2 separate regions of the Homo sapiens genome follow, and region 1 is linked to region 2. Evidence: read pairs that join two places in POLR2A ChIA-PET (ENCODE). Cell type or tissue: PC-9. All regions are shown on one strand. Each heading gives the region's core, and the rest is flanking DNA. Links, peaks and the distances in the headings are about the cores only. Region 1 overlaps CR1 (complement C3b/C4b receptor 1 (Knops blood group)). Region 2 has its middle 11 kb from the start of CD46.

Region 1 (5,382 bases), core at 112-5,111, 100 kb after region 2:
ACATTTTCAAATTTTTGGCATAGAATACAAGACATTGAGTCTGGTGGTATATCAAATAAACATCTTAGTATCTTGGATTATAAAATTCAGACACTCTATGACAGTAATTAAAGGAGGTATAATTAAGGGGATAGTAAATAGGAAACTCAATGAGGAGAAATTATTATTCCTGTTAATGTATGGTGTGAAAGAGCAATATGACAGACATGTTCTGTGGCTCAATGCCAGCACTTATTTGTGAAAGCAGATAGTCTATTTATTTTTCTCCACATCAATAGATATTAAAAATTCTCCATTTATTTTCAGGCTTGGAAGAAAGATACCTTTTTCTCATGAGAAAAATTATTATAAAGAATAGAAGAAAAAATATGGCTAGTGTTTGATTTCCTAGTTTCAGGTGTCAGATTAGATTCAAAGATCGGTATTTTATTGAAACTTTCTTTCAATCAGTAAAATTTCCATCCCTGGGGTTAATCAAGCCATTCTTAATATACTCGAAGACTTTCACATTAAATTTATAAAACTAATTTTTATTTGAGTTAACTGAAGCTTCATTTGAATGGTTCTGAGCCTTGTTTCCTATTTTTTGGGATAAGTTCCATAAGTCAGGGTTAGAGCTTTCTTATAATATCTCCAGTGCCAAAATCTGTAGTAAGTGTACAATGAATAGCTGGTAAATATTGGATGAAATAAATGGTTCTTGTGGTCAAGTGCATTTAACATATCTCTGCCAGTTCTCCTCCAGCATGAATTTATTAAATGTCCAGAAATTTCTGAGAGATTTTGATTTAAATAATTTTAGACCCTAGGAAACAAATCGAGATCGGTCTGTAAAATGGATGAGCTACAACTGTCTGCACAGCAAACTTTCCTAAATCAGGTGTTGCAAGCTTACTTGTGAAGTGGAGCTGTGGTCTATCCCTTAGCCTTGAGGTCATTTTAGTGACTGAGTTCAATGTCGACAATGAACTTCCTGAGGCCTTAACGGGTAGAACTTGAAGCCAAAGCTTTGAATGAAGTTGATTTAGGAAATTAATGTTTCCTCCAATTCCCCCTAAAGATTTTGTCAAACTGCCAAAGAGAAGAAAAGGAGAGAATGAGGATATCTGTGTTTGTGGACCCGGTTTAGAACTATGGGATCTCCTTTAAGGGGCTTATGAAGGGCAGTATGGGTGGAGGCTGGTGTGCAGGGATGTCATTAAACTGTGGCCAACTCTTTTAAAATTTGATGTTAGGGCTGGGCGCGGTGGCTCATGCCTGTAATCCCAGCACTTTGGGAGGCCGAGGTGGGCAGATCACGAGGTCAGGAGATCTAGACCATCCTGGCCAACATGGTGAAACCCCGTCTGTACTAAAATACAAAAAATTAGCTGGGCGTGGTGGCGCACACCTGTAGTCCCAGCTACTCAGGAGGCTGAGGCAGGGGAATTGCTTGAACCTGGGAGGCGGAGGTTGCAGTGAGTCAAGATTGCGCCACTGCACTCCAGCCTGGTGACAGAGCAAGACTTTATCTCAAAAAAAAAAAAAAAAAAAAAAAAGAACCATGTTAGATGGTTCTTTGCCTCCTAATTAGTATACTGTATTTACATTATGCTTTTCAGGAGCAAGTGGAGCAGCATGAATGGGCCTCTATTTACACCTGCTAAGCACCTGCCAGCCAACTGACCTTTATGTTTAGCTGTGTCTGATTTTCTTTCCTGTTACTATCAAGAGCATGTCTGTGGCATTACACATCAACACAGGGATTATGAAAACAATCAGGTACAGAACTATATTCCATAAGTAGATTTGCAAAATAAAGTATTTTATTCCTTTCTCATTACAATGGTAGAGACAGAAAATTTCATTAAAGCATCATAAACTTCATAGTACACACTTAAGTGTGCCAAAAAAGCAAACAAAACAAAGAATGTTAGGACTAGCAATAGCTTCATAGGGCAATTGGTGTCCAGCCCCTGCTTTTCAGATGAAAATGTAAGGTCACAGGTTAGCAGAATTGCTTAATAATACAAGTTAGGCAATATAGTATTTTACTCATAGTTAGTATATACAGTATTTATCATTATAACTGATATAATAGAAAAAAACCTTTCAGCTTTCTTGCAATTAAAAAGTGACAGGTGAGGTTGCAGTAAGCCTAGATAGCACCACTGCACTCCAGCCTGGGTAACAGAGCAAGACCCTGTCTCCAAAATAAATCAAAAGTCACAGACATTGAAATATTTATTAATCACATTGCTCACTGACCTACTCCATTCTGGAAAAAAAAAAGAACACAGGATTTTTTTTTCTTGTAATGGGAAATTTTAATTCTAAAAAGGCCAATTCCCAATCACTTAGTTTCTAGTCCTCCTTTAAAAATTACTTCTTCAAAATCCCAAGAAATAAAAGAGATTTGCTAAAGATTCAACTAAGCAAAAGTCCTATCAAGTATCTTTACATATACTCACCACCTATTTGCCCTTCTTTCTTGGTGACCTAGCTGTATGTCCTTTGCCCATTTTTGTTGGGTGGAGAGAAGTTTGGTCTTTAATTTTTAAGTACTCTCTAAATAATAAAGCAATTAGCTTTTGTGATGTAAGTTGCATTTTTTTCTTGCAGTTTATCAGTTGATTTTTCTTAAGCTGGTTTTTTTTCCCTCTCTTCCATGATTTTAAATTGAAATTCAGGTTCATGTCTATCTCACTCCTTATACTGCTGTCAAAGTAAATGTGGCAAAATTCACCTTTAAAGCAACTATTAAACAGAATTACATAGAAATGAGCATTAGTCATATATAAAGCTATTATTAAATATCCAGAAATATTCTGATGTTTTCTAGAGGTCATTAGCATGGCCCATAATATCATAACACATTTTTGTTCTCTAAAGATGTGGACTGGTTAAAGAACACAAGGTCACTTATTTTAAAAATATCAGAACACGTTTATTATTTTGATACATTTTTTAAAAGTTGTGTTTTAAAAAGTTAATTTAGTATATTCTGAATCCATACAAAAGTAAGCTAGTACTTTTATAATAACAATTATTCTTTCATTTCAATTTTTATTATGTTTTTTATATAGAACACAGCACAAAGTGCTTTTGAATTAAAGTTTAGAAAATATCGAAAGCGGCCAGGCGCGGTGGCTCATGCCTGTAATCGCAGCACTTTGGGAGGCCGAGGCAGGTGGATCACGAGGTCAGGAGATCCAGACCATCCTGGCTAACATGGTGAAACCCCGTCTCTACTAAAAATACAAAAAAATTAGCCGGGCGTGTTGGCAGGTGCCTGTAGTCCCATCTACTGGTAATCCCAACTACTCAGGAGGCTGAGGCAGGAAAATGGTGTCAACCCGGGAGGCGGAGCTTGCAGTGAGCCGAGATTACGCCACTGCACTCCAGCCTGGGAGACAGAGCCAGACTCCATCTCAAAAAAAAAGAAGATATCGAAATCTTATTTTCCAAATATTTCTCTTCAGTAGTCTTAACCACTCTTCCCATGATCATTTCATGCCTTTCTAGTAAATTAATTTTTCTCCCTAGAGAAAGTAAAAACTGATATAGCATATATTTCACTCTAAACTGTTTAAAAGACTAGGGTTCTGCTCTATAAAATAAAAGGAAACAAACTAAGGGGGAAAAGTACGTATGTAAAAAAACACATATGTGAAAGAAGATAGGCAGAAAATGAATCAAAATATTAGGAGTGGTTATCAGTAGGTAGCATAATTATAAGTGACTTATTTTTCATAACTTTCTGCATTTTCCAAGCTCTTCTTACTGAGCCCATTCCATATTACAAATATTTTAAAAAAGAACAGTGACCACCTTACAAACCAGAAATTCCAGGCAACACCTTATTCCTTTAAGTAATCCAAACTATTTTCTATCTCCTAAATGCAGTCTTTTCCCCTGACTAGATACTGTGTGCGTTTAGCACGAGGCAGAAGGGTGGGGGTTTCACAGTGACGCACACAAAGAGGCAGGAGCTTTGCTAGGTACCAGGGAAGGGGCAGCATCTTCAAGTGCACATGTCTGCGTCTCTGTGAAGTCACTTCAAAGACTTTATGAAGCTCAGATCTGATTCTGTTGAAATCAATTGGCTCCTTTCCCACCAAAATTGTATTCGAGATGTTCTTCAGCTGTATAGTACTTTGTCAAGGAAGGACCCTGAAATAACAGGATGTTTTCATTTAATTAACAGCATGGTAGACAACTGAACTACCCAGAATTTACAGGCTGATAAGCTTTGGATATTTTCTAAACTTTATTCCACAATAACAGGAGTTGCTTTAGGAGGACAAGTTAGAACATTTGGAGGGAAATGTTATAATTGTGATCAAATTGGTCATCTAAAAAAGAATTGCCCAGTCTCAAATAAAAAAGAGCCACCTGACTTATGTCCAAGATGTAAACAAGGAAAACACTGGGCTAGTCAATGTCATTCTAAATTTGATAGAAATGGGCAACCATTGTCGGGAAAATGAGCAAAGGGGCCAGCCTCAGGCCCCGCAACAAACTGGGGCATTCCCAATTCAGCCCTTTGTTCCTCAGGGTTTTCAGGGACAACAACCCCCACTGTCCCAAGTGCCTCAGGGAATGAGCCAGTTACCACAGTACAACAATTGTCCCCCGCCACAAGCGGCAGTGCAGCTGTGGATTTATGTACTATAAAGGCAGTCTCTCTGCTTCCAGGGGAGCCCCCACAAAAAATCTCCACAGGGGTATATGGCCCACTGCCTGAGGGGACTGTAGGACTAATCTTAGGTAGATCAAGTCTAAGTCTGAAGGGAGTTCAAATTCGTACTGATGTGGTTGATTCAGACTATAATGGCGAAATTCAATTGGTTATTAGCTCTTCAATTCCTTGGAGTGCCAGTCCAGGAGACAGGATTGCGCAATTATTACTCCTGCCTTATATTAAGGTTGGAAATAGTGAGATAAAAAGAACAGGAGGGTTTGGAAGCACTGATCCAACAGGAAAGGCTGCATATTGGGCAAGTCGGGTCTCAGAGAACAGACCTGCGTGTAAGGCCATTATTCAAGGAAAACAGTTTGAAGGGTTAGTAGACACTGGAGCAGATGTCTCTATCATTGCTTTAAATCAGTGGCCAAAAATTGGCCTAAACTAAAGGCTGTTACAGGGCTTGTCAGCGTAGGCACAGCCTCAGAAGTGTATCAAAGTACTGTGATTTTACATTGTTTAGGGCCAGATAATCGAGACAGTACTTCCCATGTTAAAAAACATTTATTATCTTGTTTTGCTGTAATGGGAGTTCCAGAAAAAGATCAAAACTGACAATGGACCAGGATACTGTAGTAAAGCTTTCCAAAAATTCTTACATCAGTGGAAAGTTTCACATACAACAGGAATTCCCTATAATTCCCACAGACAGGCCA
Region 2 (5,382 bases), core at 134-5,133:
TTTTAAGGTTTGGAAAATTAACCTTTCCTAGGTTGGAAGAACATTATAAAAGAGAGAGAATCCATTTTAAACCACAAAAGAAGTAAAAACACTTTAGAAAGGAGTTCCAATTAGGGTTGCCAATGGTGTTTCCCCTATTTCTTTGCCTTCCCTGTTTTCTCTTTTCCCTTTTGGCCTACTACAGGAGACATATTGCTCATCTCCAAAATTCTCTTCTGCTTGCAGAGCTTCCTGTTTTAGCTGTAGTTAGAGTTTGGCTTAGGAGGAGCATAACATTCCTCCATGAGAGGTCAAATACCTGAGTTAAATTTTGGAAAGCTTCTATCTACCTATCAGTGTTGTCAGAAAATCAGCCTAAGACTCCTTTTACTTGTCTGAGGCCCTGCAATGAGAAGGGAACGTGAAGGGCCCCCAAATAAGGGGGATCCTCAGATGGTTCCCCTGGAACTTGCTTCTTTAATTTTGGGGAAGTAAAAAGGCCATGCCCTTGTGCAAAAGAAAATAGGCCACTTTTACTTCAAAGTTTCTGGGTTGAAAGAGTCCCAGTGCTTTAAAATACACTCCAGGGGAGTGCATGTTAAAAGATGATTTGTTACCCAACTAGAAAGAGAAGTGAGAATAAAAGCATCCTTTTAGTCTCCTTCCTTTCGGTATGTGATCCAGGATGGAGAGAAAAACAGTAGAGGGCGTCCCCCCAACTATATTCCCTCTGGGGTTCCTGGATTCCCAGCACTCGTTTAAATGTGCCACCCATGACTGCAGGCGTGACCCCCCAAGCCATGGCACTAGAGGAACTAAACTTTTGGACCTTAGGCATGCCGTCCCCAAGCAGTCTTAGTCCTCTACCTTTTATTTCCCTTTGACGTTCTAGACTGGTGTGGCCTGTGTTCCTTCCTAAATGGATCTCAAGAAAAATCACATAATTGGGCAAGGTCCCTGTAAGGGAGGGGGTGTGCTAGATTGAACTCTATATCCTGCTATTATAGCCCGTGCTAAAGCATTTACCCATAGAAAAATGGTTCCGGTTAATTTCTGGACTTAAAATTCCCTCACTAATTAAGTACCATCTTAATAGGAGACAGAATACATGCCTTAAAGAAATGAAGGAACTGAATGTTCGTTTTTCTGCCAGTGCGACAATATCGAGACTAAAATTTGGCTACAAAAGACATCTTACTCCTAACTGTTAAAAGCAGAGCTTTCCCGTCCACAGAAGTATCAGTAGAAAAGTGCAAAATGAAAAAGTTGCGAAGCTGCAAGTTACCACAGAGAACCAGCAATGTGTCTCATAAAGAGGATTTTTATTTTCACTAGGTGGCTTAGAAATACCATGTGCTTGCCACAGAAACCGTAGAGAGTAAGAGACATTTATTGAATTACTGCCTGCCATGATTCGTGATCTTTTCTAACAGAACTGTTTCCCTGAACTGTAAAGATTCCTGCACATTAGACACACACAGAGAGGGTAAGAGACCGCAGATAGAGAAAGTTTGGCGACAGGGTAGCTGGAAGAGAGCCTTGAGATTAAAGGACAGATTTAAAGTTGAGATCCACTCCATACTCACCAGTCTGATGAATGAATTTCTTTTGCTGGCCCATGCACCAAAATGATACAGCTCTGAGGAGTGGAGGTGAGAGACAGGACTAGCTGGATTTCCTAGGCCAACTAAGAATCCCTAAGCCTAGCTGGGAAGGTGACCACTTTCACCTTTAAACACGGGCTTGGAACTTAGCTCACGCTTGACCAATCAGATAGTAAGGAGAGCTCACTAAAATGCTAATTAGGCAACAACAGGAGGTAAAGAAATAGCCAATCATCTGTTGCCTGAGAGCACAGCAGGAGGGACAGTGATCGGATATAAACCCAGGCATTCAAGCCGGCAACGACAACCCCCTTTGGGTCCCCTCCCTTTGTGTGGGAGCTCTGTTTTCACTCTATTTCACTCTATTAAATCTTGCCGCTGCACTCTTCTGGTCTGTGTTTGTTACGGCTTGAGCTGAGCTTTCGCTCACCGTCCACCACTGCTGTTTGCCGCCGTCGCAGACCCACCGCTGACTTCCATTCCTCCGGATCCGGCAGGGTGTCCGCTGTGCTCCTGATCCAGAGAGGCACCTACTGCCACTTCCAATCGGGCTAAAGGCTTGCCATTGTTCCTGCACGGCTAAGTGCCTGGGTTCATCCTAACCGAGCTGAATACTAGTCACTGGGTTCCACGGTTCTCTTCCAGGACCCACGGCTTCTAATAGAGGTATAACACTCACCACATGGCCGAAGATTCCATTCATTGGAATCCATGAGGCCAAGAACCCCAGGTCAGAGAACACGAAGCTTGCCGCCATTTTGGAAGTGGCTCGCCACCATCTTGGGAGCTCTGGAAGCAAGGACCCCCAGTAACAGAGGAACCTGTTGGTTCTTCGTCTCATATTGAATTGGGAAAAATGACACGGACACACATGGGGTGGTTTTAAGGAGCAGAGAGTTTAATAGGCAAGAAAGAAGGAAGAAGCTCCCCTTTACAGAGACAGAGGGAGGGGGGCTCCAAAGCCAAGAGAGGAGACCCCCCACATGGGATGGAAAATAGCCAAATATATGTAGAGGCTGGAGGAGGTGGTGTCTGATTTGCATAGGGCTCAGGGGATTGGTTTGACCAGGGATGTCATTCACATAGACTGAAAAACTGGCCTTCCCACCCTAGCTTTTAATATGCAAATGCAGGACACCAAGATGTTCTACACGTGGTGAGATATGTGGGGGCAGCCATGTTGTCAGGCACACGTCAGGGCTAAGGCAAGAGGAAAACGGTGGAAATCACCATGTTGGGTGGACCCAGTTTCTAATGGCTGGCATTTGCTTGTTAAAGGTTGCTGGCCCAGCTCTAAGAGCCAGGGCCTTCCTGCTAGACAAGAAACATTTCTGGAGCTGCTTTAAAAGAAACAAAAACGTTCCAAGGACCCCTTTTCGTCTCTATCTGCCTAAAATAATTTCTTAATAACTCCTATCACACTGCTTTTCAGATGTAAATGTAAGGTCAAAGGTCAGCAGAATTGTTTAATAATACAAGTTAGGCAATATAGTATTTTACTCATAGTATATACAGTATTTCCCATTATAAATGATGTAATCGAAAACAAACCTTTTGGCTTTCTTGCAATTAAAAAGTCACAGGTGAGGTTGCAGTGAGCCTAGATTGCACCACTGCACTCCAGCCCCAGGGCAAGACCCTGTCTCCAAAACAAAACAAAACAGAAGTCAGAGGCATTGCATATTTATTAATCATATTGCTCAGTGACCTACTCCATTCTGGAAAATAAAGAACCCAGGATTTTTTTTCTTGTGTTGGGAAATTTTCATTCTAAAAAAGGCCAATTCCCAAGCATTTAGTTTTAAGTCCTCTTTTAAAAGTTACTTCTTCAAAATCCCAAGAAATAAAAGAGATTTGCTAAAGATCCAGCTAAGCAAAAGTCCTATCAAGTATCTCTATATATATTCACTGGCTACTTGCCCTTCTTTCTTGGTGACCTACCTGTATGTCCTTTATCTATTTTTGTGGGGTGGAGAGAAGTTTGGTCTTTGAATTTTTAAGTACTCTCTAAATAATAAAGCAATTACCCTTTGTGGTATAAGTTGCATGTTTTTTTTCTTGCAGTTTATCAGTTGATTTTTCTTATGGTTTTTTTTTCCTATCTTGCATGATTTTAAACTGAAATTCAAGTTCATGTCTATCTCTTTATATCGTTCTCAAAGTAAATGTAGCCGAATTCACCTTTAAAGCAACTATTAAACAGAATTACACAGAAATGAGCAGTAGTCATATATAAAGCTATTATTAAATAGCCAGAAATATTCTGATGTTTTTTAGAGGTCATTCGCATAGCCCATAATAACATAAATTTTTGATCTCTAAAGATGTAGACTGGTTAAAGAACACAAGGTCACTTATTTTAAAAATGTCAGAACATGTTTATTATTTTGATAAATATTTTAAAAGTGCTTTTAAAAGTTCGTATATTCTGAATTCATAAAAAGCTACTTACTTTTATAATAACAATCATTTCAAATTTCATTATGTTTTTTATAGAGAACATAGCACAGAGAGCTTTTGAAATAAAGCTTAGAAAATATCCAAAGCTGGCCAGGCACGGTGGCTCACGCCTGTAATCCCAGCACTTTGGGAGGCTGACGCGGGCGGATCATGAGGTCAGGAGATTGAGACCATACTGGCTAATATGGTGAAACCCCATCTCTACTAAAAATGCAAAAAGTTAGCTGGGCATGGTGGCGGGTGCCTGTAGTTCCAGCTACTTGGGAGGCTGAGGCAGGAGAATCACCTGAACCCGGGAGGTGGAGGTTGCCGAGATCATGCCACTGCACTCCAGCCTGGGCGACAGAGCAAGAATCCGTCTCAAACAGAAAGAAAGAAAGAAAATATTGAAAGCTTATTTTCCAAATATTTCTCTTGAGTAGTCTTAACCGCTCTTCCCATGATCACTTCATGCCTTTCTAGTAAATTAATTTTTCTCCCTAGAGAAAGTAAAAACTGATATAGTATATATTTCACTCTAAACTCTTTAAAAGACTAGGGTTCTGCTCTATAAAATAAAAGGAAACTAAGGGGGGAAAAGTACGTATGTGAAAAAACACATATGTGAAAGAAGATAGGCAGAAAATGAATCAAAATATTAGGAGTGGTTATCAGTGGTAGCATAATTATAAGTGACTTATTTTTCATAACTTTCTGCATTTTCCAAGCTCTCCTTACTGAGCCCATTCCATATTACAAATATTTTAAAAAAGAACAATGACCACCTTACAAACCAGAAATTCCAGGCAACACCTTATTCCTTTAAGTAATCCAAACTATTTTCTATCTCCTAAATGCAGTCTTTTCCCCTGACTAGATACTGTGTACGTTTAGCACAAGGCAGAAGGGTGGGGGTTTCACAGTGACGCACACAAAGAGGGAGGAGCTTTGCTAGGTACCGGGGAAGGGGCAGCATCTTCAAGTGCACATGTCTGCGTCTCTGTGAAGTCACTTCAAAGACTTTATGAAGCTCAGATCTGATTCTGTTGAAATCAATTGGCTCCTTTCCAACCAAAATTGTATTCGAGATGTTCTTCAGCTGTATAGTACTTTGTCAAGGAAGGTCCCTAAAATAACAGGATGTTTTCATTTAATTAACAGCATGGTCCACAATTGAATTACCCAGAATTTACAAGCTGATAATCATGATGCTAGCATTCCATATAAATTACAAGGTCATTAGAAGTGTTTATTGCCCTCTGTGATGACTGCTATGTAGGACATAGAAAATATGGCGTAAATGGAGACATCAGTAGATAAGAGAGAGATTAATGATTAACTTGACCTTTTCCTTTTTTAA

The links. ChIA-PET counts read pairs that join two places held together with the same protein. Peaks named below come from ENCODE experiments on the same cell type or tissue, not always from the same donor. Only the 100,000 strongest peaks of a DNase experiment are listed, where the experiment ranks them.
Region 1: POLR2A ChIA-PET joins it to region 2 with 6 read pairs; 3 of 35 experiments call an interaction of 5 or more read pairs at or near these places.

The regions. Positions count from the first base shown.
Region 1 is chr1:207,638,167-207,643,548 of GRCh38, reverse strand. CR1 (complement C3b/C4b receptor 1 (Knops blood group)) reads right to left here. Exons shown (of 47, transcript NM_000651.6): 47 at 1,784-4,152. The coding sequence ends at 4,140. Among named protein-coding and RNA genes, the nearest start is that of CR1L, 4.3 kb to the left of the region's middle. In PC-9, for the core only: no CTCF peak of the experiment used is centred there; no DNase peak of the experiment used is centred there; H3K27me3 peaks cover 181 bases.
Region 2 is chr1:207,738,171-207,743,552 of GRCh38, reverse strand. No RefSeq gene overlaps it. Among named protein-coding and RNA genes, the nearest start is that of CD46, 11 kb to the left of the region's middle. In PC-9, for the core only: no CTCF peak of the experiment used is centred there; a DNase peak (open chromatin) is centred at 3,162; H3K27ac peaks cover 1,639 bases.